Linked DNA regions of Homo sapiens: region 2 is linked to region 1. The links are chromatin loops, found by intact Hi-C in ENCODE. Cell type or tissue: CD4-positive, alpha-beta T cell. All regions are shown on one strand. Links, peaks and the distances in the headings refer to the core of each region. The heading gives the core; the rest is flanking DNA. Region 1 has its middle 41 kb from the start of MIR4277. Region 2 overlaps LOC105374618 (a long non-coding RNA gene).

Region 1 (15,566 bases), core at 3,669-11,668:
AGCTCAGCTTTCCTGCTGGTCTCTCATTTTTGGCACATAAAAAGCCAGCGTTAAAGAAACTCTCCTATGTAGACAAGGGAGGCTGAGCTGGAGGCAAGAGTTGCAGGACTTTAGACTTCATGGCTGTTTCAGTCTGCTCAGCCCTCCCTAACAGGATGCCACAGGCTGGGGGCCCCAAGAACAGATGTGGGTTTCTCACAGGAGGCCGGGGGTCTGAGGTCCGGGTGCCGGCAGGGTTGGGGTCCGAGGAGGGCCCCCTTCTGGTTCACAGACGGCCCCTCCTCCGTGTGTCCTCACACGGCAGAGAGAGAGGAGGCTCTGGTGTCTCTTCTCATACGAGCCCTAATCCCATGACAAGAGCTGCACCTTCATGGCCTCATCTAACCCTCGTTATCTCCCAAATACCACTGAGGCCGTCCTGCTGGGGCGAGGGCTTCAGCGTGTGAATTCTGGGGCAGGGGCACGGTGACGTGCTTGAGGGAAAGAGCAGGCGCCCTTCCCCCCACCGACCCCGACCCCGCCTGGCCCAGCGCACTCCTCCGGCAGGGGCTGCCCAGCTGCCTTGTGCCTGTGACCCAGGACCCCAGAGTGAGTCTCTGTGGGTGCTGCCCTGACTCCACTGGACACGCGCCATCATCCCTGCCTTAGGGACAAGGAGGCAGATGGGTGGCACTCACTCGAACTGCCCCACTGGCCGGGAGCTGGGGCTGGCTGGAGGCTGTCTGCCGCCTGGGCTCCTGGCACTCTCCTAACCACCTCATGGGCCTGAGGGTGGCAGCTTCTGCCCCCGAGAGGTCACCCACCAGATGGGGGGTTCCCTGCCGCTCTGCGTGGGTGTCTGTGGGAAAAGGCCTCCAATCAGGAAGAATGATCCGCACATTTATGAACAAAAATCTTCCAACTTTTGAGACATTCTGCCACTTTGTGCAAACTCTCTGTGCCTGTGGCTTATTTGTGGCAGGAGCAGGGAAGGGCTCGTGGCTCCCTCCTGCACAGCAGGACGTGGCGGAAGGACAGGCGAGAACACCTCCTCACCGAGGGACGGAGGCCAAAGAGGCCTACTGAGTGTCCTGATGTCAGGAGCAGGTTCCCCTCCCCGGACACAACCCCAAGTCTCAGCTCCCACTCTTCCCGCGGGCCTCAGGTGGTGCCATCAGGTCAGGCTGGGTTGCCTCTGTGTTGTGTGTGTGTGTGTGTGTGTACATATGAGGCTGGGTTGACTCTGTGTTGTGTGTGTGTGTACGTGTGAGGCTGGGTTGACTCTGTGTTGTGTGTGTGTGTGTGTATGTGTGTCTATTATCACCAGTATCAAGGAATACGGTGGGAAATGTTATTATCAACAAAAGTTGAAACAACATGGCAAATAACAGATTCAAATGGTAGACAGGTTTTGTTTATTCGTGCTGGGGTTATTACATTTAATTTTTAAGCTGTGAGGCACACAAACAAGAGGAAGAAGGATGCGCTGGCCAGAAGCGCAGGTGGCTCCAAACGAGAGAATCCCTGTCCCCTAGCACCAGCCTTCTGTCATTACCAAAATACTCCTGGCCACCCCATCCTTTTGCCACGAGCCATGCGAGTCCTTACACACCTGTTTTGCCCCTGAAAGTGAGATAGAGACCAAAATGATTAGATTCTAAAATGACCAAGACCCATGTAGCCTAGAGGACACTAGGCTGCTGGACTGAAACACGATTCTTCAGGGGTGCCAAGGTGGAGCGGGCTGTCCCCACCCACTCAGCACAGCGACAGCCGTGACCTTGAGAGGGGCTCCGGGCCCTCCATTTGGCTGCTGTGCCACTGGGGAGGGACCCCAGGGATGCTGGCCTTGAGAGGGGCTCTGGGCCCTCCATTTGGCTGCTGTGCTGCTGGGGAGGGACCACAGGGATGCTGGCCTTGTGGAGCGGCAGGTGTGGGCCTTGGCACCAAGGTCCCCTGGGAGCTCAGCTGCTCCTGGCAGCCCCGAGCTCAGGCCTCCACGGGGCTTTGCGTTTGTCAGCATCCACACAAGGGCCTTCTCCACGGCAAACCTGCTTTGTTTGTGGCACTTTGTTTTCGGGGGTCGGGGGTCGGGGGGTGGCTATCAGGAGCCCTCAGCAGTGCAACTTTCCTTTTCTGAAACACGTGGAACCAGAGGACTCTGTCCTCGCAGACACGCTGGCCCTCAGAGCCCCTGTTTCTCCCACCTACGTCATTTTACTTCTGGCCTCCACTCTTGGGGTCCATTGCAGGCTGAGCAGTTTGGTTTGAGGAGCCCCCAAGGTCCTAACTTGTGGTGTCTGAGCCAGGGGGGATTGAGGAGCCTGTTTAGCCCCTGCTGGGGGATTTCTCCCACAGCAGACCCGAGAGTGGGTGCCAGGCACTCCAGGGGTAGGGGATGCCTTGGACCAGCCTGCTCCTGCACACCTTCCCGCGGTCCCCGGGGTCTGGGTCCATGAGCTATGGCCACAGCCTCCTGTGGCCCCTGCTGTGATCCGGGCCACCCCAGCTCCCGGCAGAATAAAGGGCACCAGCAATGCGTGTCCAGTAAGGCTTGTCATAAGCTGACCTCCCTATAAACTCAGGTGACCTTCTCATGCCCACAGAGACCTCCCGGCCCTGGAAATGCCAAACTTTCACCCCATAGTCCCTGCCCCTGGACAGCCTGCCACCACCCGCTGCTGACCCTTCCAAAGGCGTCCCTCCTCGGCAGGGTTAGGTCGTGCTCCTGGGTCGTGTCAACGAAGTTCATGTCGGCCTAAAACGTGTGGCCTTCCCGTGGTGCTGCCAGTCCTGCTGGCTGGACCGGACATCTTTGAGGAGGGAGAATCAGAAACTGACCTCTGCCTGCCCAGCCGCCCCTCTGCGCCGGGCACCACTCAGCACGTGGGTGGGAGTGGATGCCGCTCCATCTTTAGGACACTTTTACTTTCTGTACATAGTCCTGCCTGTCGGGATGCAAAACAGCAGGCCCAGTCCTTTTCCGCAAGACAGCATTCCAGATACCGGGAAGCAGACACTCCGTCCCAGTGCTAGTCGGCTGCGTGACAGAGTGCACAGGTGGGGCCGAGAACACAGCAACGTGTCCCACACTCCCGCAGGCTGGGGACACGCAGACAAAGTGTGTCCCTGTGTCTGTGTGTATCTGTCTGTGTGCGTCCCTGTGTCTGTGTGCATCCCTGTCTGTGTGTGTCTTTCTGTCTGCGTGTCTCCCTGTGTCTGTGTGTGCCTGCGTGTCTGTGTGCATCCCTGTGTCTGTGTGTGTCCGTGTCTGCGCATCTCTGTATCTGTGTGTGTCTGCGTGTCTGTGTGTGTCCGTGTGCATGTGTCCCTGTGTCTGTTTGTGTGTCCCTGTGCCTCTGTGTCCGCATGTCTGTGTGTGTCTGCATGCGTGTGTGTCCCTGTGTCTGTATGTGTCCCTGTGTCTGTGTGTCCACGTGTGTGTCCCCATGTCTGTGTGTCCCTGTGTCTGTGTGTCCGTGTGTCTGTGTGCCCTGTGTATATGTGCATGTCCATGTTTCTATGTGTGTCTGCATGTCTGTGTGTGTCTGTGTGTGTCCCTGTGTCTGTGTGTGTTCTTGTGTCTGCATGTCTGTGTGTCTGGTCCCTTCCTGCACCAGAGCCCAGGTGTGTCAGGTCAACCCCAGCCCGATTCTGAGCTGTTCTGACAAACGGTCATTGTGAGTGTGGTCCTGACCTTCCCTGAGGGCCATGTGCTGTGATGTGGCCCAGTTGACCTGGGCGGGGCTGAGACCTGGAGGGGCCGCACTGAGCCAGATCCCTCTCCGGTCTGCTGCCCCCACAGTGTGTAAGGGTGGCACGTGTCCCGCCCTCCTCACAGGCCGTGTACCCCCATGGCGAGTGTCTCCTTACGGTTGAGGGCTGGCGCTGAGATTGAGCTTTCGGGGTTGGTGAGGACGAACCTGTGTCCCCAGGTGTGAGAGGCAGGAGCTGGGAGGTCAGGGGGTGGCTGGTTCCACCTCCAAAGTCCCTCCCAGATGGTGAGTGGACGGAGGGGTCCTCCCGGTGAGGGGCGGCGGTGAGTGGACGGAGGGGTCCTCCCGGCGAGGGGCGGCGGTGAGTGGACGGAGGGGTCCTCCCGGCGAGGGGCGGCGGTGAGTGGACGGAGGGGTCCTCCCGGCGAGGGGCGGCGGTGAGTGGACGGAGGGGTCCCCCTGGCGAGGGGCGGCGGTGAGTGGACGGAGGGGTCCTCCTGGTGAGGGGCGGCGGTGAGTGGACGGAGGGGTCCCCCTGGCGAGGGGCGGCGGTGAGTGGACGGAGGGGTCCTCCTGGTGAGGGGCGGCGGTGAGTGGACGGAGGGGTCCTCCTGGTGAGGGGCGGCGGTGAGTGGACGGAGGGGTCCTCCCGGCGAGGGGCGGCGGTGAGTGGACGGAGGGGTCCTCCCGGCGAGGGGCGGCGGTGAGTGGACGGAGGGGTCCTCCCGGCGAGGGGCGGCGGTGAGTGGACGGAGGGGTCCCCCTGGCGAGGGGCGGCGGTGAGTGGACGGAGGGGTCCTCCTGGCGAGGGGCGGCGGTGAGTGGACGGAGGGGTCCCCCTGGTGAGGGGCGGCGGTGAGTGGACGGAGGGGTCCTCCTGGCGAGGGGCGGCGGTGAGTGGACGGAGGGGTTCTCCTGGTGAGCAGGAGACAGCCTCCGCGGGGCTTTGGCAAAGTGGCCTGTCTTCTCTTTCATGCTATTACAATGGGCTCCACTGGCTGCATCTTGTTACATTGTGTCACATCATGAGACACTAAGATCCCTTCAAATTAAGATTCTAAGATTTGATGAATTTCCTGCTGAGTTTCTTGAAACAACATTTTGTTCAGAACCACAGGACCTGTGTTTTATTTCTTCAAGGAAGGTAGACACAAAAGTAACAGCAGGAGGGAATACTTGTCTATGCAGGTTATGTCAAGTCTACAGTTAGCTCTCTGTCACTCCGCAGACTGGACATGACAGCCATAAAGGTGTCAATATACCCCCTGCACTATTGTTTTGATCCAAGAGCACATGGCTATTGAAAGGTTCTGTCTGTCTGAGAGAATGATTCTCATCTGCTCTGTCTTATAGTAGCCATTTCCTAAAATATTGTCATGGTATATTATGGTGTTATTTTTAATAATTTCTCAGTCCTCAATACAAATAGATATTTACTAAGCCCTTCCTGGATCAGCTCATGTAATCCCCAGTCTCAGGGAGTAAACACTGTGATTATCCCCAACTGAGGCAGGGAGACCTGAGAAACATGCCTAAGTTTGCCATGGGTGGTGGCAGAGAGGGGCTGCTGAACCTGGCAATCTGACTGCACAGGGTGCCCTAAAACTGCTCCTCCATGCTGCCTTGCCATGGCAACAGTTACCCCAAATGTCCCCTTTGGGAGTGCAAGGTCCTCAAAGCCAGGGACTTCTTTTTCTAGTTTTATGCATGCCGTACCTCCCACAGAGCTTTGCCTGGTTTCTACTGTATAGTGAGGGCTGCAAAAACATTTGGTAGTGAATGAATGAATGAATGAAGGTGAGTTGGTTCATGGACCCCACAGCAGGTGAGTTGCAAAAGGTGGCCTCTTGCGTTCCATCTAGTCAAGCTGTGTTCCTGCTGAACTGGGTCTGCAGAGGAAGAGGCAGCTTCCAGTGAAGGGAGCTGGTTTTCTCAGTGGGTGGTGGCCCCAATGATGCAAACGTGAGCTGCTTTGCCTTGAGACATCCTCTGGCCTTGTTGCCTGAAGATGCTCTATTCCTTCTGCTGACAGGAGAAGGAAGCATGCTGAGGCTGGTGTTTGGGAGCCCCCGGGGATGGAGGAATGCCACAGGCTCCTCTGTACACCCGCCATACCCTGTCCCGCCTGGCCCTGCAGCTGTAGGGAGTGCTCACCATCACCATGGCAGCCCTCCAGGAGCAGGCTGTCTGGCCTCTGTGCTGAGGGCTGGAGAGCCAAGGGAAAGGCCAGGTGAGAGCGTGGAGGTCCTGGTGAGAACACTCAAGTCCAGGTGAGAAAGTGGAGGTCCAAGTGAGTACGTGGAGGTCCAAGTGAGAAAGTGGAGGTCCAAGTGAGTACGTGGAGTTCCAAGTGAGAAAGTGGAGGTCCAGGTAGAACATGGGGAAGTCCAGGTGAGGATGTAGATGTCCAGGTGAGGATGTGGAGGTCCAGGTGAGAACATGGGGAAGTCCAAGTGAGGATGTGGGGAGGTCCAGGCAGGATGCAGAGGTCCAGGTGAGGACATAGAGGTGCAGGTGGGAATATGGGGAGGTCTAGGTGAGAACATGTGGAGGTCCAGGTGAGAATGTAGAGGTCCTGGTGAGAACGTAGGGGAAGTCCAGGTGAGGACATGGAAGTCCAGGTGATAATGTAGAGGTCTAAGAGAGGATGCGGAGGACCAGGTGAGGATGCAGAGGTCCAGGTGAGGATGTGGAGGTCCAGATGAGGATGCAGAAGTCCAAGTGAGGATGCAAAAGGACGGGTGAGGATGTGGAGGTCCAGGTGAGGATGCGGAGGTCCAGGTGAGGATGCAGAGGTCCAGGTGAGGATGCAGAGGTCCAGGTGAGGATGCAGAGGTCCAGGTGAGAACATGGGGAAGTGCAGGTGAGAAAGTGGAGGTTCGGGTGAGGATGTGGGGGTCCAGGTGAGGACATAGAGGTCCAGGTGAGAACATGAAGGTCCTGGTGAGAACGTGAAGGTCCAGGTGAGAAAGTGGAGATCCAGGTGAGAATACAGGGAGGTCCAAGTGAGAACGTGGGGCAGTCCAGGCGAGAATGTGAAGGTTCAGGTGAGGATGTGGAGGTCCAGGTGAGGATATGGAGCTCCTGGTGAGGATGTGGAGGTCCAGGTGAGAACGTGGGAATCCTGTGTCAGGTGTCTCTCACAAAGCGGCTGGCCCTGGGCTGCCCCTGGGCTGCCCCTGGAGGGTCCCTGGTCTTCTTGTGAGATGGGGGTGTCCAATCTTTTGGCTTCCCTGGGCCACACTGGAAGGAGAATTGTCTTGGGCCATCCACTCCAACATCTATTATTTTTTGATTTTTTGGATTATGGCAATTTTAGCAGGAGTGAGGCAGTATCACATTGTGGTTTTGATTTGCATGTCCCTGATCATTAGTGACGTTGAGCATTTTTCCATATGCTTTTTGGCCATGTGTATATCTTCTTTTGAAAATTGTCCATTCATGTCCTTACCCCACTTGTTGATGGAATTGTTTGTGTTTTTCTTGCTGAAAAAAATCTCATAATGTTTTAAGAAAGTTTGCGAATTTGTGTTGGGCCGCATTCAGAGCCATCCTGGGCCGCATGCTGCCCCAGCGGTGGGTTGGACAATCTTGTCCTAAGGGGAACTCTTTATAGAGCAGGGGTAGGCAGGGTGGGGCAGGGGCAGAGGGTGTCCCCGTCCAGCCCGGACTGGTTGAGACAGGGGGATCCCGTGTCTCTTGCCTGCCTGTGGCACCTCCTAGAAGGCAGCACCTTCCAGCTCAACTCCAGCGGCTGCAGGGAAGGGGCGGGCGGCGGGAACTAAATGGTCCCTGGGCTCCCGGGCCTCTAAAGGGCGCTCCGCAGGCGGCAGGCGGTGGCCCCGGGGCTGCGTCTCCCGCCCTCCTCCTGCGCCCCAACCCAGGCCTGGGACAGACACTTCTCTCTCGCGCTCTTCCCCGACTAAGTGCGGACTCCTGGCCTCCCCGCGGCGCCGCCCTCCCCTCCTCCCCCCTCCCCCCCTCTCGTCCTCCCTCCTCCCCTCCCCTCCTCCCCTCCTCCCCTCCCCGCGGGTCTCGCCCCAGCGGTGCAGTCTCCGCGCCCGCCGAGCGGTGGCGCCGTTGCCCTGGGAACCGGGGACTGCAGCCGCGGACTTCGGGGTCTCGGCTCCGGCCCCTGCAGGACCGCGGGCGCCGCCGGGGAAGCGAGGCCTTTGGGTCTGAGGGTCCGAGCGGCTCCCGGAGGTGCGGGCGGAGATAGGAGACCCCCCCCGAGCCTGGGGGGGGCGCAGGAAGGGGGCGCGCGGGGCGGGGGCGCGCAGGAAGGGGGCGCGCGGGGCGGGGGCGCGCGTTCTCCCTCCGGGCAGCCTCGTGGGCGGTAGATGCAGCCAACGCGTCCGTCAAAGCGGTTCAGGGGCGCTGGGAAGAGGCGGCGGTGACCCCGGGACGGCAGTGGGCCCGACCGAGCCTCAGTGGGGGTCCCGCGTGTACGCTGGCCTCGCCCTCCCGCCTCGCTTCTGGGCTTTTGCTCCAACTCTCAGCCGCCGTGGAGATCGCAGGGGGCGTAGGGCCAAGCCAGGGATTCCGCTGTGCCCCGGGCTCGGGAGAGGTGTCCCGGGAGTCTATGGCAGAATTTCCCCCTCATCCTGCGCTGGGAGAGGGGTCTCGCCCCGGATGGAACTCCGCGTTCCCACCTCCAGGTTCTCCCCTGACCTCCACTTCTGTACCCTGGACAGGCGGGTATTCTCCCCGGCCCTGGAGGCTCCTGTCCCCCAGCATTTGCGCGGCCAGGCCTGGCGCTGGGCTCCCCACCCCCAGCCCTCAAGGGCACGAGCTTGCAGAGAAATCTCTGGGTTTGGAGGCCTGAAGTCCCCCTTGGGGCCTGGGTTCCCTTTTGCCCTGTCTGCAGGGCGCTCTGCAGGTTTCTCGCGGCCGTGGGTGATCCGGGGGGTTGTGGCCCAGCCTGGGGTTGTGGTGAAAATGGGCTTTTCAGTAGGGGTTGGGGCAGTGCCTGGAATAACCCGCAGTGCTCACATCTGCCTGCGGGGACCTTCTGCAGTCTTTCTGGCCACCCTGGGGGCGAGGGCAGGACAGGGCTAGGTGTGTCCTCCCCAGCCTGGCCTCTGCCTACCTTGCAGGTGCAGTGAGCTCTCCTGCCTGAGAGAGAGCAGGTGTGCAGGGAGGCGTGGGGGCTGGCAGGTGTGGGGGCTGCGTGCTGCGGCTGTGTTGGGGGAGGGGGTGAGAGTGTGACTCACGGAGCCCCGCCCGCAGGAGAGGGTGGCCTTGACAGGGAAGAGAGTGTGGGGGTGTCTAGCCAGTGAAGACAGCAGAGCGGCAACAAGCTCCGAAAGCTGGAAGGTCGCTGTTGGCCTCGGGAGAGGAGGGCCAGCGCTGGGGACCGTGGGACACAGGAATCCCGCAGCGTGTTCTGCGGGTTAGAGCTGTGTGCAGAGACCCAAGCTTGTCGAGGGCAGTGAGCAGCTGTGGAGGAAATGTCGAGGCTCCCACGTCCCCACCAGTGTCCCCAGCTCCACGTTGAACCCCTCTCTATGATGAGGTGTCTTCCTGGATGGGTGCTGTGGGCATTGTGAAAGGAAAATAAGTCTGGGGTCCCCACATCACTAAGCTAAAGGGAAGAGTCAAGTTGGGAACTGCTTAGAGCAAACCTGCCTCCCTTTCTATTCAAAGTCTCCCCCTGCTCACTGAGATGAATGCAGATCTGATTGCCTCCTTTGGAGAGGCTCATCACAAGCTCAAAAGAACGCAGCCATCTGTCTCTTACCTACCTTTGACCTGGAAGCCCTTCCTCGAGTTGTCCCGCCTTTGCTTTGAATTGTCCCACGTTTCCAGACCAAACCAATGTTCATCTTACACATGCTGATTGATGTCCCATATCTCCCTAAAATATATAAAACCAAGCTGTGCTCTGACCACCTTGGGTACATGTCGGCAGGACCTCCTGAGGCTGTCACAGCTGCGCAGCCTCAACCTTGGCAAAATAAACTTTCTAAATTGAGACCTGTCTCAGAATTTTGGGGTTCACAGCATGCAGCCAGCAGACCTGGTGATGAAGGAGGCTAAGATCTGGCCACATGAATCTGAGGCTCATGTGTATCTGAGGCATGATGAGCCAGCAGGGTGGGGACAGGGTTTGTGCAAGAGAGCTGGGACCCTGAACTTGTGGGCTTGTGTGAGTGCCAGAGCTGGGGGCATGGTGAACCATGCATCCTGGGTATGTGGCAGTAGGGCAGTGACTTCCCTGGCCCTCTACGCCTCTGTAGGGCCTCAGCTATCTGGTAAGGGCTGTGTCTAAGACAGACCCCTGACCATGGTCCTGCCCAGCCTGTTCCCGTGGACCCTGCCAGCATCAGGATTTCTTGGCTGCCTAGTCAAGTGCCATACCTCTCAGAGGAGAGGACAGGGAGGGGCCTGGGGTCTACAGAAGGAGGCTTCAGCTAAAAAGAAGACTTGTGCCACAGAGAACGGCACGGCAAAGAAAGCCGGGGGCACCAAGCTCTGAGGACGCACATCTGCAGAAGCCCAGCAGCTGCACACCGGCTCCCTCCAGCCCTTTCCACAGCACACAGAGAGCCGGGGGTTCCCAGGCCTGGAAACAGGACAGAGTGTGGACCCCCTTTCCTCAGGCCAGGGTTTGCCTTGTCACGTCCATTGTGTAAAGCTGAGGATAAGGGTGAAGGGTAAGGGCTGAGTACTGTGGAGGCCCTGTCCATCAGCACTCTCAGCTTGAGGAAGGTGATGAGCAGGGCCCACCCCCCATTCACCCCTAAACCCCACTTGTCTACCTTGGACCTGGACGAGCAAAGCTGGCTCAGGCACAGGACTCCCTGGGTGTTTGAAGCTTTCCACCCTCAAGCAGGGGCTGTGAGCATTGCAGGCTTGCCAAGCACAGATGTGCACTGCACGGAGTGGGAAGGAGACAGTGTATAGAAATCTTCAGCCAGATTCTGTTCATCGCAATATAAAGATGGCCTTGTGCTCAGGACACATAAGTCACAGGGAAAGTTCAAAAGCTGAGAATGTAGGTGTCTACTTTGGAATTCTATTATCTTAGGTAATATCTAAAAGCAAGACAAATGCTTACAGCAGGCTAGCAGCATGAAAGAAAAGTGAAGCTTCTTAAGGAGAGTTGGGATGATGACATACTGTGGTCAATTTTTAATGCTCTTACAAAGGAAAAGAAGCACAGACAATAAATAGTGCCAAATGCAGTTAGTCACACACGTGTGTGGCTCCCACATGCACATGCACTCACCCCATCAGCTGACCTGCCCACCATCCTGGGAGTCTAGTCTGCAGCTGAAGGCTCATTTGCAAGAGGAAGAGGTTCTGGTGATGGTGACTCAGCTACTTACAGAAAAGTCTTGATCACACATTGAGACATTCATGACACGTTTCCATATTTCCAAATCCATTGTCATCAGGTACATAATTAATTGTAACATTGCTAACTCTGGAAGAAGAAGGAGTTTCCATAATTTATTCATAAGACGAAGTCACCTGTTTGAAGAGCCTTGAGATACTCCATTGAGGGGCTCTCTTTTAAGCATCACTTCTCCTTCCCAAATGTTGGAGGACAAAAGAACTTTCCTTTCCAAATTTGGAAACAGTAGAACTTAATCCTACCTGAATGTGTTCTCCCTTCCTGGGACCAGTGAAAGTACCCAGGTAGAAGCAATAAAGGTTTTCTGGGAAAAGTAGACCCCTTCTGATTCCTGATTCCTGAGAGATGGAAGGCGGGTGGGAATGTGGGTATCATGGGGTGGATAATCGGCTCTTCTGCAACCTTTTGGGACTCCTCCTTGGGCCAGGTTTGGCTCATACATCAGCCCTGTAAGGGGGCCAAGAGAGAATTCTGTGTTTGGCGTGCAGAGATAGAGATGAGGGTGTTTCATCGCCATTGTTCAGTGAATTGCCCAAGCATGGACTGCGTGGTTAGGAAAGATAGAGAAGCTTTGTATTCCTCTGTGACATTGACCAGTAATGTCATAAACCTGAGCTGGAAGAGTTTTCTTGATTTCATGCTTGAGGTACCAGGCACAGCATCTGGCCGCAGCACCAGAAGCACCAGCTCCTGCCCAAACAGGCTCAAGGCCTCATAGGTTGAAGTTGGAGGGCATTTCTGTTTTCATGAGCCAGCCATATGCTGGAGAAACTTAGGGTGGCTGATGGATTTCATTCATGGCGCTTCTCTTAAAGTGATCGCTTGAAAACGGATGGTGCTGTGTCCATGGGAGGCACCCCAGGCCTCCCAAGTGCTGTTGCAGAGCAACTCCCAGAGTCTCGGGCGAGGGGCGTGGCTGCCCTGTGACGGTGGCATCAATCCCCATGTTAAAGCATTAAAAAGGACTCGTACGTATTATCGCCACTAAAAAAACTTGTCACTAAAATTTACTTTATAGTAGTTTTATTCTTATGCTTTCATGTATGAACCGTTGTCAAATGTTGACCCTCTAGTTTTTAAATTTGATTTAATTTTATATTTCCAATGCATGAGGAAGATCACCCGGGCTCTCAACATATTTTTCCTAGTGTACTCCCGTGGCGTGATTGTAAATATTGGGAAGCTCTATGTCTGGGGAAGACAGCCCTGATCTGCAGTGTGCGCTGACTTCCGTGGTGTTAATACCCCCACCCTGGCTCATTTCAAGCTGCTGACATGACGTCTGTGAGCGAGGAGTGGAGATTAGGGGTGTGCGTGGGGTCGCTCAGGGGCAGAGGGGCTGTGCCACCCCCAGCTTCACGGGCAGAGAGCTGCTTAGACTCGGGTGACGTTCAAGCCCCACCCATAACTGCAGGCCCCGGGGACATGTCAACTTTTCTTTTGGTTACAGGGGAGCCTTGTTTTTCCAAAAAAGGACTGACCATAGGAAATCTGACAGCATCAGCACAAGTCAACATTATCCGGGGGTTGAGGGAACAAAGTAGTCGGCCCCACGGGGGTGAGTAAGGAACCATCACTGCCCTTTGCCACGCAGTGTAATTTTTATTAGCTCATTCACCATCACTGAAAAGTAATTTATTTTTTTAAAACAACATAGTAGATTGCAAAGAGTCTGGTGTTTTGGGGTGGTCAGACGCACCAGGATTAAAATTCGGGTTCTGCCATCTAATAGCTGCTTGACCTTGAGAATATGACACGAAATGCCCAGCCCGGAATGCCTGCCTTTCCTGGTGCTGCGAAGGTCATTAATGCGAGCGCCTAGCCCGGGCCTGATGTGCATCCACACTCGGGGAGCCAGCTTGCATCTGCATCTGCCTTCTTCCCCAGGGCCTTGGACAGCTTGCAGAACTCACTCAGAGCACCTAAGAAGGATGTAAATCCCTCCCTTGCCGCCAGGTGCCTGGTGGAGGGGAGTGATGGGTATAGAGGTGTCGGGGAGAGCGCGGGGTGTGGTGCTGAGTGGTCTCTCAGTGGGCTAAGAGCTCAGGGCTGCCCGAGGTGCAGGGACCCCCGGGGCAGGAGGAGTCATAGCCGCTGTGTGTGTGATGTATGCAGTGGGTCTTGAGGTGGGGGTGGCATCCGCCAAACGGGGAGGGAGGGCTACGCTATGATAAAGAGTTCGAGGTTTATTTTTCAGATAAATGTTTGGGATTTGGGGCATATCTTATAAATGTTCACACAGAAACCAACGTGGTTCTCTTTTTTTAAACATTCAAGTATGCGAGAACAAGAAGTTTAGGTGTGAATTCCTCAAATTCTGAGCAAAACATACTGAGATGAGGAAATGGTATTTCACTTTTCTGAGAGGTGTTTTTCATCACTCAGTCACTGTGACATACCGTGGCTTGAGGCGAGCAGCAGGCGGCAGCCCCTGCAAACTTTAAAGGCCGGGGAGGGACACACAAGGCTGGTGAGGGACACGGAAGGCCGGGGAGGGACATGGAGGGCTGGGAAGGGACATGGAAGGTGGTGAGGAGCACGGAAGGCGGTAAGGAGCATGAAGGGCCGGGGAGGAGCATGCAGGCCGATTTGTCCTGTCTTCTGCCACTCCTCGGCCTCCCGTCCTAATCCATCTCCCCACCTGTCCTGACACTTCCGTGCCACCCTCTGGTGACATGCAGGGAAGCCCGTGTGAGTTTCTTGGTCTCAAGCTCGGGTATTCCCAGCAGCTCTTCCTTTTCGCACGCTTGTTTGGCGCCCTCTCACCTTCGGGCGGCCGTCTCATGTCTCTTAGCCTGTGTCCTAAACGTCATCCAACTGTAATCAGAGCAGCTGGAGTGAGTCCAGGCCTCGCCACTGGGAGAACCGAGCAAGACGTTATCTCACCCAGACCTCAGCTTCCTCATCCACAAAAGACAAAGTAAAGTTTCTAACATACAAGGAGTTTGTGGACATCAAAGTTAAAAAATGAATTATGAATTTAACAGAAATATCCCCTTTTATGAAATACTTTTGAACTCTCTAGAGAAATAAAGTCCTTTTTCAATCCCACTCTCACTATATATATATATATATATATGTTTGTTTTTTGAGACAGGGACTTGTTCTGTGGCCTGGGCTGGAGTGCAGTGGTGCAATCACAGCTCACTGCAGCCTCCATCTCCCGGGCTCAAGCAATCCTCCTGCCTCAGCCTCCCAAGTAACTAGTACTACAGGCACATGCCACCATGCCTGACTGGTTTTTTTTTTTTTATTTTTTTTGTAGAGACAGGGTCTCACTAAGGCTCGTCTCGCCCAGGCTGGTCTTGAACTCCTGGGCTCAAGTGATCCTCCCATTTCAGCCTCCCAAATTCTAGGATTACAGATGTGAGCCCCTGTGCCCCGCCCTGTCTCCACTCTCTCTCTCTCTTTTTTTTTTTTTTTTTTTTTTGAGATGGAGTCTCCCTCTGTTGCCCAGGCTGGAGTGCAGTGGCACGATCTCAGCTCACTGCAACCTCTGCCTCCCAGGTTCATGCGATCCTCCTGCCTCAGCACCCCCTAGTAGCTGGGATTACAGGCGTGTGCCAGCATGCTTGGCTAATTTTTGTATTTTTAGTAGAGATGGGGTTTCACCATGTTGGCCAGGCTGGTCTCGAGCTCCTGACCTCAGGTGATCCACCTGCCTTGACCTCCCAAAATGCTGGGATTACAGGCATGAGCCACCGTGCCCAGCCACCTCCACTCTCTTTGTATTCTGAGTAACCTAGAAACACACAGCTTTGTACAACTAAGACTTCCTAAATACAGGCCCTTAAGGAATCCAGAAATTGCAAGTATTAAACATGGATTATAAAATAAAAAATTAAGAATAGTCTTAAAAATATCTGCAGGAATCAGGAAAATTTTTTAAAAATAGATAATTTGCAAAATAATTAAGTAGAATTTCCAGAAATAAAATGTTAAAAAATAGCAAAAAACCTCAATAGATGGGTGTAACAGAAAATTAACACAACAGAGAAGAGAATTGGCAAATTGTAAAATCAGCTAAAAATATTCCCCAAACAGAAATATTTTAAAAGGACACTATAGAAGAAGAGGTAACTTTCCCAGGAGGATTTAGGAAATAACAGATTTGTCTAATGAAAGAAGGGCTAAGAGAAAACGAGGCAGATAAAACATGTGAAGAAATGATGTGCAGAAATTTTTAGAGACACCAATACAGACATTTAAGAATCCCAATTATCGCAAGAAACATTTAGACAAGAGGAAATCCATCCTTAGACACATCAAAATGAAGCTTTAAAACAACAAAGTCTGAGAAAATCCTAAATAGGAATCAGCAAAAATAAAGATTAATCGTGTTCAGTTTGCTTTGAATCCTTGAACATATTCATAAGAGCTTTTTAAAAGTGCTTCCCTGCTAATTCCACCACCTTTGCTATTTCTGTTGACAAAGAAATGTTGCTAAGGTGGGACAAGGAACAACTATCAGAGGTGGCACAGGGCTGGGACAAATTCAAGTTCTGACCAGG
Region 2 (15,566 bases), core at 4,360-12,359, 350 kb after region 1:
TTGTGGGTCTCCTCCATGAGGCTGGAGCTAATGCTCGTCGTCCACTGCGCATCTGAACCATTGCATCCATAGTCATTACATGCTCCAATTGTCCAGGCTGCGGCCTCCCCAGGCCCTGCTGCTGTTGCTACAGTGGCTGCTATTTGGGGTCTGCCTGAGCACCTCTGGAGGTAGGGAGCGGGGACCACAGATTCCGGAGCAAAGTCCTCGTGGCGGCTGCATGCCACGTGTCTACTTGGTTGGGCCCTGGTGCCCAGATGCTTGGTCAAGTATTATTATGGATAATTCTGTGAAGGTGTTTTTGGATGAGATTAGCATTTCAATGGGTGGACTTTGAGTAAATTAAAGGACCCTCCATAGTGTGGGGCTTTATCCAATCAGTTTAAGGCCTGCACAGGACGAAGACTGGCCTTCCTCCCTCAGGAAGGGGTTCTGCCAGCAGACGCCTGTGGACGCAAACTGAACTTGCCCTTATCTGCACTGCTCACCTGCTGCCTGCAATGCAGACCTGCGGCCCCAGACGCTCAGACACTTTTCACAGATTTATGCCTGGTGGGTGCAGCCTTAGCCTCCCAGGAGACTGCCCTCCCACCCCCCTCTTCATGATCAGAGGAAGATACTGACCTCCTTCCAAGCATCAGGGTAAGTCCTGGAGACCATCAGCTCCTCCCTGGGTCTCCCGCTGATGGCGAGCCCCACAGATTTTGGACTTGCCAAGCCTACAGAATCGCTTGAATCAGTTCCTTAAAATAATCCCTCTTTCCATGCAGATATACACATTTTACTGGCCCTCTTCTCTAGAGAACCCTAATGCACTATCTTATTTGTCAATGTCATAATCTCTCTCAAAGAGAGTTGGGGAACTGGCCCAGGGCCCTGCAGTGAGTATGGCTCTAGATCCTAATCAAGTGTGTGTGGCTTCACAGCCATGATCTTTCCGTTTACCACATTGCAATGAGGAGGGAAGAAGGGTGCTAGGCAATGTTCTAAGCACGTTTGTTACCAGACAATCATCTAGGTGATCCTCTTGCCCTTTGTGTGGGAGCTCCTGTCATTAACCCCGTTTAACAGATGTGGGGACCATGTCACAGAAAGAGTAGGTCCCCTGTCCAAGGCTCCCCAAGGCTGGTCAGTGGCAGAGCCCAGATTTAGATCCAAGCAATCAGCCTGCAGACACCTTGCCACCCTGCTTGTGTCTATCACACTAGATTGCATCCCCATTACAGAATTTTCACCTCCACTTAGGGAGACATAAGTTAATATCAATAGATTTTATGATATTGCATCAGACTTTATCATATTGTAGTCCATTGATTAATACGTCTCCACATATATTTGATCATCAAATGGAGAAATTCATAGGTGTTAACAAAAAATATATCTATTGAGTTTGATGAAGGGTAGTTTATTACCTGCCTGAAACGCTACAGATGAGAGGAGCCTGCTAGTACGCCTCTGCATCTTGTGACAATGAGATGTGTGCGCCAGGAATGGCAGCCACCCTGGGCATGACCCCAGGACACAAGTGAGCTGCCCTTGGGGAGGGGCAGGGCGGGGCCCTCCTCCTGCAGCCCTGGCTGTTATCATGGTTTGCTCGTGGGAGTGACAAGCTAGGCACAGTCATTTGACACAGGCTGCTTCTAGATTAGAAATGAAATGTGGTCCTCAGTGCAATTAAAACGTTTCTGAGTCCTCAACAGGAAGAGCCGGGAAAGAGCAGGTTCTGTCAGAGCTGCCCAGGACTGGGTGGGGCTGGGTTGAGATTTGCTGGGCTGTCAAGGAGGCTGGGGCCAGGTAACGCCACGTGTCTTCTCTTTGTGTGGCTGTGGAGCACGGTGTGCATATACGTCCTGTTGCTCTGGCAAGTTTTGTGTCTTTTTGTTTGTGCTAGATGTCTGGAGGTGTTTAAGGAGAGCCTCTGTCCATAGGAAGCCAGGAGTCTAGATGTGGAGTGAGGTGTGTCTTTTGTGAGTGCGGTTCTGAATATCGCCCAGGCATGAGCGTCCTGTCCCTGTTGTGTGACAAGCACCACACACAGGCGCCGTAAACAAGAGAGATGCACTGCCTCACAGTCCTGGAGCTCAGAGATGCAAAGTCAGGGTGCTGAACTGGCTTGGTTCCTCCTAAGGCTGGGAGGAAGGAGCCATTCCCGGGCTCTCCCAGCTTCTGGTGGCCATGGGCATTACTTAGCTTGTAGATGTCTCCCTCCATCTTCACACTGCCTTTCCTCCACACGTCTGTCTTTGTGTCCCAATGTCTCCTTTCTATAAAGATGTAGTTATGCTGGATTAGGGCCTTCCCTCATGACCTGCTCTTCATTCATCATATCCACATTAGACCCTGTTTCCAAAAAGGCCACATTCCTGGGTACTGGGGTTAGGGCTTCAGCACCTTTTGGGAGGTGGATGCGATTCGATCCATAACAACCAGTGATGACATTTTCCCCTTCTCTGGGGAGATGGAAGGGTCTGAAGATGCTGCCGGCCTCCTTGCTTTCTGACAACTTTCATCAAGGTTGGTGTACATCTCACCTGGATCATTAACTCCTCCCCAGAAAGTGAAGTGTGACACCTGCAGGATCTGTGTCAGTGCTTCTTTGTTTTTAAAAAATTTTGTGCTTCACTTTTCTACTTCTGTTACAGAACAGAGAGAGAGATTTGCCACAGTGACCCAATGAGGCGAGAGAATTATGGCTGCATACTATGAGGGGCCCATGACTTCTGCCTCAGGGGACATTTAAGAAGAGGTCAGAACACATCCCTTCTTTGAAACAGACCCCAGAGTGCACAAAGGCAGGGCTGAGAGTGGGAGAAAGGACGCTGTGATTGCTTCCTGGCCCAGGCGAGGCCCGGTCACCTGGACAAGCAGAGTCTCTCTGCTGCCAGGGGCCCCAGCGGGGCAGCAGCTCCAGGAGTGCCCTTTCTGTCACATGTTCATTCACAGAGTCTCAGCGAGGCCCACTTGTGACAGCCCTCAGGAGAGTGGTCAGTGTTGGGGGTCTCTCCCTGCCCTGTGACCCTGGGGTGAGCGCCACAGAGACAGTGACCTTTGCCACAGGCAGACGGATGTTCAGACAGAGGCCTCCTGGTCTCGGTGTTCCAACTTGGCATGTCTAAACAAGATCACAAGCACTTTTTACCCCACTGCTTGTCTTGTTAATGACTTTGCAAGAAATCAAAGTAATGCTTTCCCCGTGACACCTGTGTGCATCCATGGAGGACCCTGGGGCCTGGGGGGTGGGAGCCCTGAGCTGGGAGGCAGACAATGTCAACAGCACGTCACAGACCACACGCTGGGAGCCACTTCTATGCCTAATGCTCCTTCCCATTTCAGGCTTGACCTGCACTTTTGAGCTCTCAGTGAACACCCCAGGGGCTTAGGGAGGGCCCAGGAATTGACCCTGTCATCAGGCCATAGTGACACGCAGAGACCAGGGACTCCTCGTTCAGCTCAGCGTGGAAAGCTCCCTGAGAGTCAGCACGAGGGTGAGAGGGAAGCTGGAGCAACTCTGGGTTTCCTCTTTCTCTCTACCACGTGGCCTGTGTAATCCATACTGCGGTCTTCAGGCTCTGGCTCAGGACAAGCTCTGAGGTGAACTTCTCCCTCTATGGGTCCTTGCAAGTTATTCTGACACAATGAGTAGCCCCTCCAGGCTGAGACAGAGGAGGACGGCTGCCAACAATACGCGGAGTCCTGTCCTCACCCACTCCACAGGGACGGGAGACGGCAAACATTCGATCAATCCCACTTCCGACAGTGAACCCTGAGGGAAGGGTCATGGAAACGTACAGATGATCAGGAACTGAAACCCTGATCAAAGAAGAAAACTGAGAGCAGTTTCATTGTGGAACAAGAGGGAGCAGGTTATAGAAATTGTTACGGGTTGAGTTATTGTCCCCCAAAAGATATGTTGAAGTTCAAACCCCCAGTACCTCAGAACGGGACCTAATTTAGAAATAGGGCCTAGCAGATGTGATTTGCTAAGACGAGGTCCTCCTGGAGTAGGACGAGTCCAACAAGCAGTAGTGAGAGAAGGATATTATAGCCAGAAGCGTAGAGGTAAGTGAAGGTCAGAGATGTGAAGCAGGTTAAAAAAAATTAGATTATGTAGAAAATGATCTTAGGAGACAATCTTTTTCTTCCCAGCTGACCTTAAGTGCATGGATCAGTGAAGCGGTGGCAAGAGTCCAGCTGGGCAGTCCTCAGGACTGGTTAATTTGTGTACTTGACAGAGAGCTGCATGCAAAATGACACAGAGACAGACACACAGAGGACAGCCTGTGATGACGGGGCAGAGACAGAAGCGGCGAGTCTACAACCCTCGGCACACCCAGGGTGGCTGCGACCCTCGGATGCCAGGGAGAGGCGAGGAAGGGTGTCAGTCAGAATTTCAGAGGGCACAGCACCCTGCTGACACCTTCAGGTGGGACTTTCAGAACAAATTCCTATTGTTTAAAGCAGTCCAGTGTGTGGTGCAGCCCTAGAAAAGCAGGACAGAAATTGTGTTACTTTCACAAGAGACTGTATTCATCCATTAAACAGCAGTGCCCTGAGAATAATGCTTGGTGACACAGGAAAACACTTGTGCTTCAGTAAATTAAAAAAAGAAGCGGATTGCAAACAGCATGTACTGTACAATTCAATTTCTGAAAAACAAAATATGTACTTATTCACGGAGAAAAATGACTGGAGAAATGCATGGCAATGTTCACCACGATGTTCTTGCTTGTGATTAAGATTGTGGATATTTATGTGTACTTTTGGTTTATCTTCGTTTCTCAAAGTTTCACAATGTATGTGTATTGTTCTGATAGCAAGAAAAAAAAATGCCGGACTTCTCTTAGCAAAGACAAATGCCAAGAGCAAAAATGTGTGTAACAAGTTTGGAAGACAAAGTTTGAATATGCTGGAAGCGTATGAACCAAAAAGGGAGACAGAGATCCTAACAGCAGAGCCAGAGATCCTTATACACAAGAGAAAGAGACAGGAAACATTAATGAAATACTCAAATGCTTTAGCAACATCAGAAATGCAAATGAAATCATTGTTTTCCAGTAAAATAGGGCAAGCGGTAATACTCAGTTTGATGGAGTTGGGTGAAATGGAAACTCCTTCTTCTGCAGGAGGGTGTGAGTGTAGAAGTTCCAGGATGGGCCATTGTGGGGACGCCTCAGGGGGCGCTGTCCGCTGATTCCAGAGTCTTTCCTGAGAAAGTAATTCCAGACATGAAAGATGTTTCAATACAGTGACCTCCAGCCATGCAGACCTGGACCCTATTAAAACAATGGCCAATCGGCTCTGGAGCATGCGAAGGACAAGGGACACATTCCCACCATTTTTCATGCATGGGGAACATTTTCAACATGAAATTAACCCAAGAAGGCCTTGATCTGGAAACGCGTCAGCACTGTGGTTCGGTGAGTGGGATTTATTGGGTGATTGTTGGCATTGCCCACTCACATGCAGTCTCTTGGTCTATCATGGCCGGGGCAGCCTCGGTGCATGTGTGTGGGTCCCAGAGGGGATTCAGATCCTGCAGCTGTGACCACCACTCTGTCTGCAGGGGAGCCCACAGTCAGGGCTGCCGCCGACTGAAGAGGGCTCTGGCTAGTTACCCACCTGCCAAATGCCTCAGTTTCTCTTTCTGTAAAGTAGACATGATATTCTTTGATTGTTATGAAAAACTGATATGTAGAGAAGAGTTAACAACAACAACAAAACCCAGGTGGAAACATATACAAGTTGTCAGTACTTATATCTGGCTAAGATTGCAGGATTATTTTTTATTCTCGGTTTTCCAAAATGTTAATGACTTGACAATATTCGTTTTTTATGAAAATAAAAATATCTCAGCTTCTAAATATATGCCCTTCCCACATAATGAGGTCTACCAAGGCTTTTCTGGGTGTGTGGCCACCTGAGAGTCTGGGGAATAAGCTCTGAGTGTGGCATGCGGGAGCCACCCGCTCACTGCTCACCACACCTCGGAGAGTCACCTGTCCTCATGCTTCTGTGAAGCCAGCATCCGTCTGGCCCCAGCCTTGCTGTGGGTCCCAGGGCATCAGGGAGCCGCTGACAGCGCCCAGGAGAAAGGTACTAGCAGAAGCGTCTGATGGCAGCATAACCAAATATTCAGAATTTCACATGTGGGAGATTTCTTTTCTGAGAACCTCAAAGTTCATACAAAATTAATTAAAGCAGGGTCTGTGGAAATAGCAATTATGTCTGTAGTATGTTTGCTTTGATGTTACATAGGTTAAATGGTATTAAAAACAGCAAAATATATGGCATGAAAATAGATAGCAAACTCTGAGCTCCTGCAAACACAACCAGAGCCTGTATTAACAGTGAAAGAGCCCAATACAATTGCAGAACATGACCATGAAATAATACTGGACAACAAACAGTATTAGGAGAAGTATATTATAGCCAGAAGTGTAGAGGTAAGTGAAGGTCAGAGACAAGAAGTATGTAAAGAAATAATTTTAGGTTATGTAGAAAATGATCTTAAGTGACAATCTTTTTCTTCCCAGATGTCCTTAAAGACATCCATCTTTGAAGCAGCAACTAGAGTCCAGCTGGGCAGTCCTCAGGACTGGTTAATTTGTGTACATGACGGACGGCTTCTTGTGCAGCCCATACTTTGAGTTGTCCAACGTTGCTGCTGCTTCTCCTTGCTGATGTCACCTGCTCAAATCTGTGAAGATGGTGAGGGCCCTGCAAGAGGAGGTTCAGGAGGTCACAGTTCAGAGGGGACACAGGCTCCAATACCAAACCCAGGTTAGGGATCTTGAAAAGATGATTGCAATTATATGGTGATATGGTTAGGCTTTGTGTCCCCACCCAAATCTCACCTTGAATTATAATCTCCATAATCCCCACAGGTCAAGGGAGAGACGGGGTGGGGGTGATTGGATCATGGTGGGGGCTTCCCCCATGCTGTTCTCGTGATAGTGAGGGAGTTCTCATGAGATCTGAGGGTTTTTGTTTTTTCGTTTTGTTTTGTTTTTGAGATGGAGTCTCACTCTGTCACCCAGGCTGGAGTACAGTGGCACAATCTTGGCTCACTGCAACCTCCGCCCCCTGGGTTCAAGCAATTCTCTGCCTCAGCCTCCCAAGTAGCTGGGATTACAGGCACCTGCCACCATGCCCAGCTAATTTTTGTATTTTTAGTAGAGACGTGGTTTCATCATCTTGGCCAGGCTGGTCTTGAACTCGTGACCTCGTGATCCACCCACCTCGCCTCCCAAAGTGCTGGGATTACAGGCGTGAGCCACCGTGCCTGGCCGATCTGATGGTTTTATAAGGGGCTCTTCCCCCTTCGTTCGACACTCTCCTTCCTGCTGCCTTGTGAAGAAGGTGCCTTGCTTCCCCTTCACCTTCTGCCATGATTGTAAGTTTCCTGAGGCCTCCCCAGCCATGCAGAACGGTGAGGCAATTAAACCTATTTCCTTTATAAATTATCCAAGTTTCTGAATTGGACCCATTCATTTAAACTTTTTTGTGCCTCTGGTATGTACATATGTACATATGTATTCATTTATTTATTTACAACCTGTGTAATGGGCACATTGAAGACCTTTGTCCCAACCTCATCGTGGAGACCTGAAATGCAAAGATGGCATCTCCACTGCCCCCTCCTGTACAGAACACAAACTGCAGGTTTTTGTACCTTATCACTGGCTTCGTCACAAGGAGCCAACTTCTCCAAATCTCCTGAGTGATGCTTAAGAGATGTGACATGCTTATGAGGTTTTCATGACACCAAAGAAAACCTCTCCTGGTGAATTTGGAGGCATATTGTCCCAAATCCGCAGAACCGCAGGCAGTCCAGAGGGACCCTTGGGTAACAGTGCTTGGACAAGGTGACTTCAATCCCCGTAGAAATGATTATGAAACATCAAAATATAATTCTTCTTGAGTAGGTTTTGCTTTCTGAATATTGCCTCAACGTCACTTTGAAATCAAAGGCTTCTATCTGACACCCGTCAATCATCTGACACACTTGCGGCTTGTCTGCCAGGGCCTCAGTCCTCTCACCTCCGTTGCTGTTTGTGTCTGGATGCGGAGCGTCTTCCTCAGTCCTCTCACCTCCGTTGCTGTTTGTGTCTGGATGCAGAGCGTCTTTCTCCAACAAAGAATGGAGTTGCTTTCAGAGCAGACTCCGAGGCTCGGGTCCAGCACTGCGTGCTGTCTCGCACCTTTCCTTAAATGCCGCTCTGGACGGGTGGCAGAGATTCACCTCCTCTGATGCAAACCAAACTCTGAATTTGTTTAGAGACACAATCAATTCTGTGCTTTCTGTGGTGGCAGGTGCTATGGAAATCAGGCCTAGAAATGTTTTTTGGGGTGAAGGAGTACCACAAAAATTTATAACCAAATTTGGAACGAAGCCAAGAAGAGATCAGCGAGTGCACGGAGACAGTTGGTGCGGTTGGCCTGATGATTCATGACTGGATTCACTGGGTGGGAGAATTCCACAGCTGCGTTACAGGATGCTGGATTCACTGGGTGGGAGAATTTCACAGCTGCGTTACAGGATGCTGGATTCACTGGATGGGAGAATTTCACAGCTGCATTACAGGATGCTGGATTCACTGGGTGGGAGAATTTCACAGCTGCGTTACAGGACGCTGGATTCACTGGGTGGGAGAATTCCACAGCTGTGTTACAGGACGCTGGATTCACTGGGTGGGAGAGTTTCACAGCTGCGTTACAGGAGGCTGGATTCACTGGATGGGAGAATTTCACAGCTGCATTACAGGACGCTGGATTCACTGGGTGGGAGAATTCCACAGCTGCATTACAGGATGCTGGATTCACTGGATGGGAGAATTCCACAGCTGCGTTACAGGATGCTGGATTCACTGGATGGGAGAATTCCACAGCTGCGTTACAGGATGCTGGATTCACTGGATGGGAGAATTTCACAGCTGCATTACAGGATGCTGGATTCACTGGGTGGGAGAATTTCACAGCTGCGTTACAGGATGCTGGATTCACTGGGTGGGAGAATTTCACAGCTGCGTTACAGGATGCTGGATTCACTGGGTGGGAGAATTTCACAGCTGCGTTACAGGATGCTGACCACTCTGTCTGCCCATCTCTGGCTCCAAACTGCATCTGGAGGTCAGCAGAAAAGAGGAGAGAGGCCTATGGTTGTGTTGACCTATCTGGGGCTTTGGACTTCAGGGACTGAGCAGGGCTGGAATTAGAACCAAAGTCTGGGCTCTGCCCTGTGCCCTGTGCTTGGCTTAGGTGGGGACAGAGTCAGCTGATTTCACATTGATTTCAGGGCCACGCTCCTTGAGCATTGTCTCTGGGGTGGGGTTAGATGCACACGCAGACAATCTCCCCTACCTGTCTCTCTCAAAGCACTCCCACCCAAGCCTCCTGCCACAGCGCAGCTCTGCCTGCCCCACACAGGCTCCACCCCTCCCTCGAGGCTCTGCATGGGTTAGGATCACAGCCCTCCTGGACACACCGTAGTGCCCGGCATGACACATGCGTCTCCAGTCTGCATGCCCAACTTCATCAGTAACTGTTTGGAAGATGCAGGCAGAGACCTGGAGACTTAGGGAGAGCGTGGGCCCACCTGGGTGCTTTCTTGGGTCACCAGGGGCCTCTGCCTGCAGCCACATCTCTGGCTCAGAGCAGCAGCCATGGCCCCTCTCACAGAGTGGCCTGCTCTCCCGTGGCCCAGGTAGTACCCTGCTCTGCCAGGCTGCACACACTGAGCACAAACGAGGAGCCCCTGGCAGCCCCTCAGGTATGGTTGCTGTCAGCCTCACACAGGACGGAGAGTGCAGTGTCGGGAGAGGTGGGAGCAGCTGGGCATGACATCTCAGCTTTCCAGCGGCTGTGGCGGTCCCTGCAAGCGTCCCCTCAAGATTAGACAATCACTTGGTAAGAATTCAAGGAGATGCTTTCTGTTCACTTTACCCTGGCTTGCCGTATGACCTATCAAACGAGTTTGGTTCTCTCCAGGTTGCTTTCGTGAGAAACATCGTGTCCATGTTCATAGTATAAACATTGATATGGTTTGGCTGTGTCCGCACTGAAATCTCATCTTGAGTTGTAGCTCCCATGATTCCCACATGTCGTGGGAGGGATCCAGCGGGAGGTCACTGAATCACAGGGTGGATCTTTCCCATGCTGTTCTCGTGATAGTGAAAGTCTCATGAGATCTGATGGTTTTATAAAGGGCAATTCCCCTGCACACGCTCTCTTGCCTGCTGCCATATAAGACGTGCCTTTACTCCTCTTTCGCCTTCCACCATGATTGTGAGGTGTCCTCAGCCATGTGGAACTGTGAGTCCATTAAACCTCTTTCCTTTATAAATTACCCAGTCTTGGGTATGTTTTTATTAGCAGCATGAGAACAGACAAATACACACATACTGCAAAAATAATACCAAAGCATACATTGGTAATCAGCAACATGTCCCAAAATTACTTTCAATAGGTTGTCTTAAAAACAGAATAAAACACAAATGCATGATTGTTCTTGGTGCTGCAGGAATCAGTCCTTGTGTGAGCTTTGGCTTGGGTGGCAGGTCACTGGGGAGCCTGCTGCTTTCTGGAAGATGATTTTATGCAACTTTATCCAATTTAAGCAATCATGAAAACAATCTACCAGAATTTCTGCTTTGTAAAGCCACTTGGATTTACAAAAAAAAAAAAATTTTTTTTCATGAGCCAGTCAGCCACTAGAAATGTCAGACAACACACTCATCTGGTGGTTGACAGACAGAAAGACAGGTCCATGCTCGCCGTGCAGAGAGGCCGTGTGGCCTCAGGCCGTTGAAGATGGGGAGCCGAACCATCCACCGGGCACCTGCACCTCAGGAGCTCCTTCCTGATCTGAGGCTGCCTCGGCGCCCACCTGAACACCGGTTCTCCACTTCCTTCCGGTTGTTCAAAGCTACCTCCATCGTGCACTTAACAACATTATTTTATTGATTCTAAAGTTAAGTGTACCCCCTAAAAATTTTCAAAATACAGAGAAGTACCACAAATCTCTAGCCCACCTTGTGTGCTGGTCACAGTCTGTTGGGTATCTTTCCAGTCTCTTCTGTGCACAGCTGTAAAAACGCAACACACACTCTTGGCCTCCACCTCCCAGGTGCCCTCTGCCCTCTGCCTTTCCAGCCCCTCAGTCACTGAACCCCAGTGACTGTCTCCTTTGGAACCTGGCGGCCTCCTGGCCTCTGTGCCCGCATGGCCCTGCCTGCGTTTCTGAGTCTTAGCCAGCTGGCTGCTCTCTGCCTTGTGCTCCCTCCGCCACCTGCTTCTCCAGGGGCTTTTCCCACCCCTCCAGGGTCCTTCACTTGTTCCTGCTCTTCTACTGCCCCTGAAGGTTTGGCATTTCTGGGGTTCCTGCCCTTGACTCTTCCTCGGAGGCTCCTCAGTCTGTGTGTACCCCCTGGGCTCTGTGGGGACACCCTGAGGGCTCCAAGTCCATTTCCCCACATCTGGTCACCATCACCACACAGCCCAGAGGCCAGTGCCCCAACCAGGCAAGCACCAAGCCCACCATGGCTCTCCCTAGGCCCTCCTTGCTGGTGGCTGGTCCCCTAAACTAGCACCCCTGAAGCTGGTGGCAGCAGCTGTATCGGGGTTTGTTTGCCGGGCATCTCCTGTGTCTGAAATGTGGGCATGCGATCCTCACAGCCTCTTTTGCTGAGGGGAATTGCTCCTCTTATGGGTCCGTGAGGATGCAACAGGACCAGGTAGCTCGGGTAGGGGGCGCTCCCTGCAGAGCGAGCCTCCAGCTGCTGCCTTGACAAAGGCAGACCAACACCTTCGTCTCCATGGGTGCCTGTGGACCCTCCTGTCCTGAGGCATCCCTACCCCTTGCCTCCCCCTAACACAGATGTTAAGTCATATGCTTAAGTAAAAGACGGAGCCAAAACCCAAACCAGTTCTGCTGATCCCCAGCGTCTCCGGTGGTAAACCCTCCCGCCCCGGCTCCCCTTGGGATATTCCTGATAACTTCTTAGTTTGATCCTGCCTTTGGGAAATGCTAGGATAATCTCCACTTTTGGGGAATGCCAACCTTTTTCCTTGGAGCGTCTCACCTCCTGCTGTGGGATGGCTACTCACACCTGTCGGTGTATTTTGTTGCCATGAACATGACAGGTTAATCTGGGGGTGGAAGCTGAGCTGGTCAGTTGGACTGATTTTACTTGTTTGAGTGTTTTTAAATATGATGAAGCGAGGTCTGGGTATTTTAATTTTGTTTATTATTTGGTCTTTTGGGTTACTTAGTGAGACTACATAAACTCATCCAAAAACAGCTAGTTTTGTGCCACATAAATACACTGGTACTGGAACAGAATTAGATCAATAAGCAGCGAAGAGAGGATGACTGAGATGAACAGGACGGTGGAAGAAAAATCAGAACTTGCAGCAATGGGGAGGTCTGGAGCAGCCCCACATGGCACTGCTGGGAACACATGCCTGGACCCGAAGCCACATACCTGGACCCAAAGCCACACAGGTCAGTGGCCCATCCTGACGCTAGCCAGGTTTACTAAGCATCAACACTGGGGAAGACAATGACTGGTGCTGGCTCACCAGCTGTGGAAATGGTGATGCCCTGGCTCCTACTGTGGGAATGGTGAAGTGCTGGCTTTATTGTTGTAGGACTGTTGAAGTGCTGGTCCCGTTGGTGTGGGCCTGTTGAGGGGCTGGCTCCATTGCTGTGGGACTGTTGAAGTGCTGGTCTCATTGGTGTGGGATTTTTGGGGTGCTGGCTCCATTGCTGTGGGACTGTTGAGGTGCTGGTCCCATTGCTGTGGGTCTGTTGAATATGGGCTTCATTGCTATGGTAATATTGATGAAGACAGGAGATGGGATTTTGTGGCCCTTTCTGAGTTTCTTTATCAGATGCCCGTCCTGCATAGCAGCTGGTGCTGCATATCGCAGTCAGAATTCAGCCTCATTCCTCCCACCTCTGTGGATCCAAATGGTCTTTTGCTCCCCGACCTTTTGCAAATCCTTGCTGTTTCCCAAAGGAAGCAAATCTGTATTTTTCTGTTTTCAGACAAACTGATGTCCAGTTCAGGCCCCTCAGAATCTTAGAGTGTCCAGAAAATATGTACTTTCCCTTCAGCAGGTGTCTTGATCTGAATGCTGTCTACACCTTTATCTCCCTAGGTGGAAGTTCCTCAGTCTCACCTACACCCCTCAAGGGTGGAGACATTATACACTAATGGGCAAGATGCAGACATTGGCCAGAAAGAAACATTCCTGGCTAGTGAGAAACAAGTTATGTGTATATTTTAAAATGAACCAAAAATGTTTCCTTGAACAGCTTCCAAATTCATAAATGCATAGAAAAACGAGTCTGACTAAGAGCAGCTGGCGTTTGCAGCTGCCCCAGTTTTACCTGTTTCCAGGTAAGCAGGAGACACGTCTGCTGGGGCAGTGATTTAAGAGAGGCACTCACCTAAAATAAGCAGCCAAAACCATCCTGGTTATTACAAATGTCACAGAAAATAAGTGGAATCCACTTCATTGGAATATATCGACATGAAACCCGGACTGTTATTTCTAAGAAAGTAATTAATGTTTCACCTCTTACATGCCATTATTAATGCTAATAACAGTACTTTACGTGTATAGTATTTTCCTCTTTCAAGCCGTTTTTATCAGAGACCACATAGTCTTGTCTGATTTGAAATATGACATTAAGGATGCATATTTAAATCTCCCACTACAATTGCAGACTTCTTCTTTCTCTTTAAATTCTATTTTTTTTGTTGTTTCCTTTATTTTGGGACTATCTTATTAGGTACATATAAGGTTATGCCTATTATATTTTCTTGATTAATTGCTATCTTCATCATTATATATTATCACTCTTTATCCTCTGTAGTGCTTTTTGGTTTAAACTATATTTTGCTTGGTATAAATATAACTACACTGGTTTTTTTTAAGTATTTGCTTGATAAAACTTTGCAATTTTTTGCTTGTTATCTTTCTGCAATTTTATATTTTATACATATCTGTTGTAAAGAAGACATTGCTGAGCCTTCAAGCTGCTGAATTTGATCCATTTACACTTATTTTGATTACAGATAGATTTGGAATTTCAAAAAATGTATCTTTGTAAGGCACACTTTGTTTTGGGCAGATTCATCTGATTTTATAAAATGAGAAAACAAACAGAAAAAAGTTAAATAATTTTGTGAATGCTATAAAATAAAACAGTGAAATTGCTAATTATTTTAAGGCCACTGTGCAGAAAACTGCTTAAACATATATGAAAATAACACAGCTCTTAACAGATTGCCCTAGTAATTTCCGTAGAACTTCTGTAAGTATATAGAAATTAAAAATGGGATTGGATTAATAATTGTATAATAACACTATCTGGACTTTAACCTTGATTTTCTTTTTTCTTATATGCAATTATACTGAAACATGAAGATAAAATATACTAATTTTGTTCAGATTATCTACCTCAAATGAAGCAAATACAGTATTTTTCAACGTGTAATTGTCTACTTTTCAAAATAACTTTTTATTAAAGAAAGGCTCATAATGCTATGCCTTTAGACAGTACTCCTAATTAATGTAAGATTTCAGCAACACAACATTACACAGAGAGATTACACATGCAATCATAAAAAACTACATATAAATATTTAAAAACATGACATTTGTGAATTATTTCAACCTTCACAGACTTCTTTATAAGCATGTTTCATGAAAAATAAGGGGTCCAGATATAACTCTAAGTTAAACCGTACTTTAAGTTAAACCTTAAGTCTCCCCATAAAGGTGTCCTAGAGCAGATGTCCACCGATCCAGGCATTGCAATGCCTGGGAATCAATGGTGTAATCAGCAAGGTGGAATTGGATATGTGGTGATAGCTATCGATGTTTATGACAGGTGGGTGCACCGTCAAGTTGGAGTCTGAACTTGATAAATTGGCGCTCTTGGAAAAGGTGGGTGAGAGTCATTGTGGATGTGGATAGGAGCAGAGCGGTTCTGAGCAGGACGCCAAAACAGAGGAAGCTTCGGAGGACGCTTGTGCCTTCCTGAGAATGAGGCCACGGAGCACAGCGGGAGCCAGGGGGAGTTTCACAAAGGCTACTTTTGACTTGGTTTTGCAATCACCTTTTTACTAGTAGGTTTTGTTTCGTTTGTCTTCTGTTGGGAATTTAAATATTAGGAAAACAATTTGGGATTATCTGTCTAGACTACCCTGTCAGTCCATCTGAGGCTTGTGTCATCTTAGAGCTAGCTATATATTAGGTAAGGCTTAAAGGCTAGCTGAAGGGTGACGCTTCCCTCAGCTAGGAGGAGATGGTTTTTTAAAGGCTTGCTGAAGGGCGGTGCTTCCCTCAGCTAGGAGGAGATGGTTTTTTACAGCAGTGCTGACTCCACAGGAAGCCACCCAGTGTGCTAGGAACCACACTGGAAACACAAATCTGGAACTGGTTTGTTTTTGTTGTTGGGGGTGTTAACATGTTACCTGAAAATTAATAATCTTTTAAAGATGTGGCAAAGCCTAATGGCACCCTCCTGGGTAGCAAGTCCAACGTTGTCCAGG

What was found. Hi-C counts contacts between places; a loop is a spot of excess contacts. Peaks named below come from ENCODE experiments on the same cell type or tissue, not always from the same donor. Only the 100,000 strongest peaks of a DNase experiment are listed, where the experiment ranks them.
Region 2: it touches region 1 in a loop (6-fold over the local background); 5 of 110 quality-filtered maps call a loop at or near these places.

The regions. Positions count from the first base shown.
Region 1 is chr5:1,659,627-1,675,192 of GRCh38, forward strand. No RefSeq gene overlaps it. Among named protein-coding and RNA genes, the nearest start is that of MIR4277, 41 kb to the right of the region's middle. In CD4-positive, alpha-beta T cell, for the core only: no CTCF peak of the experiment used is centred there; a DNase peak (open chromatin) is centred at 7,765; H3K27me3 peaks cover 4,916 bases.
Region 2 is chr5:2,010,147-2,025,712 of GRCh38, forward strand. The region is part of intron 2 of LOC105374618 (a long non-coding RNA gene); the gene reads left to right. Among named protein-coding and RNA genes, the nearest start is that of CTD-2194D22.4, 130 kb to the left of the region's middle. In CD4-positive, alpha-beta T cell, for the core only: a CTCF peak has its summit at 7,693; a DNase peak (open chromatin) is centred at 7,635; H3K27me3 peaks cover 269 bases.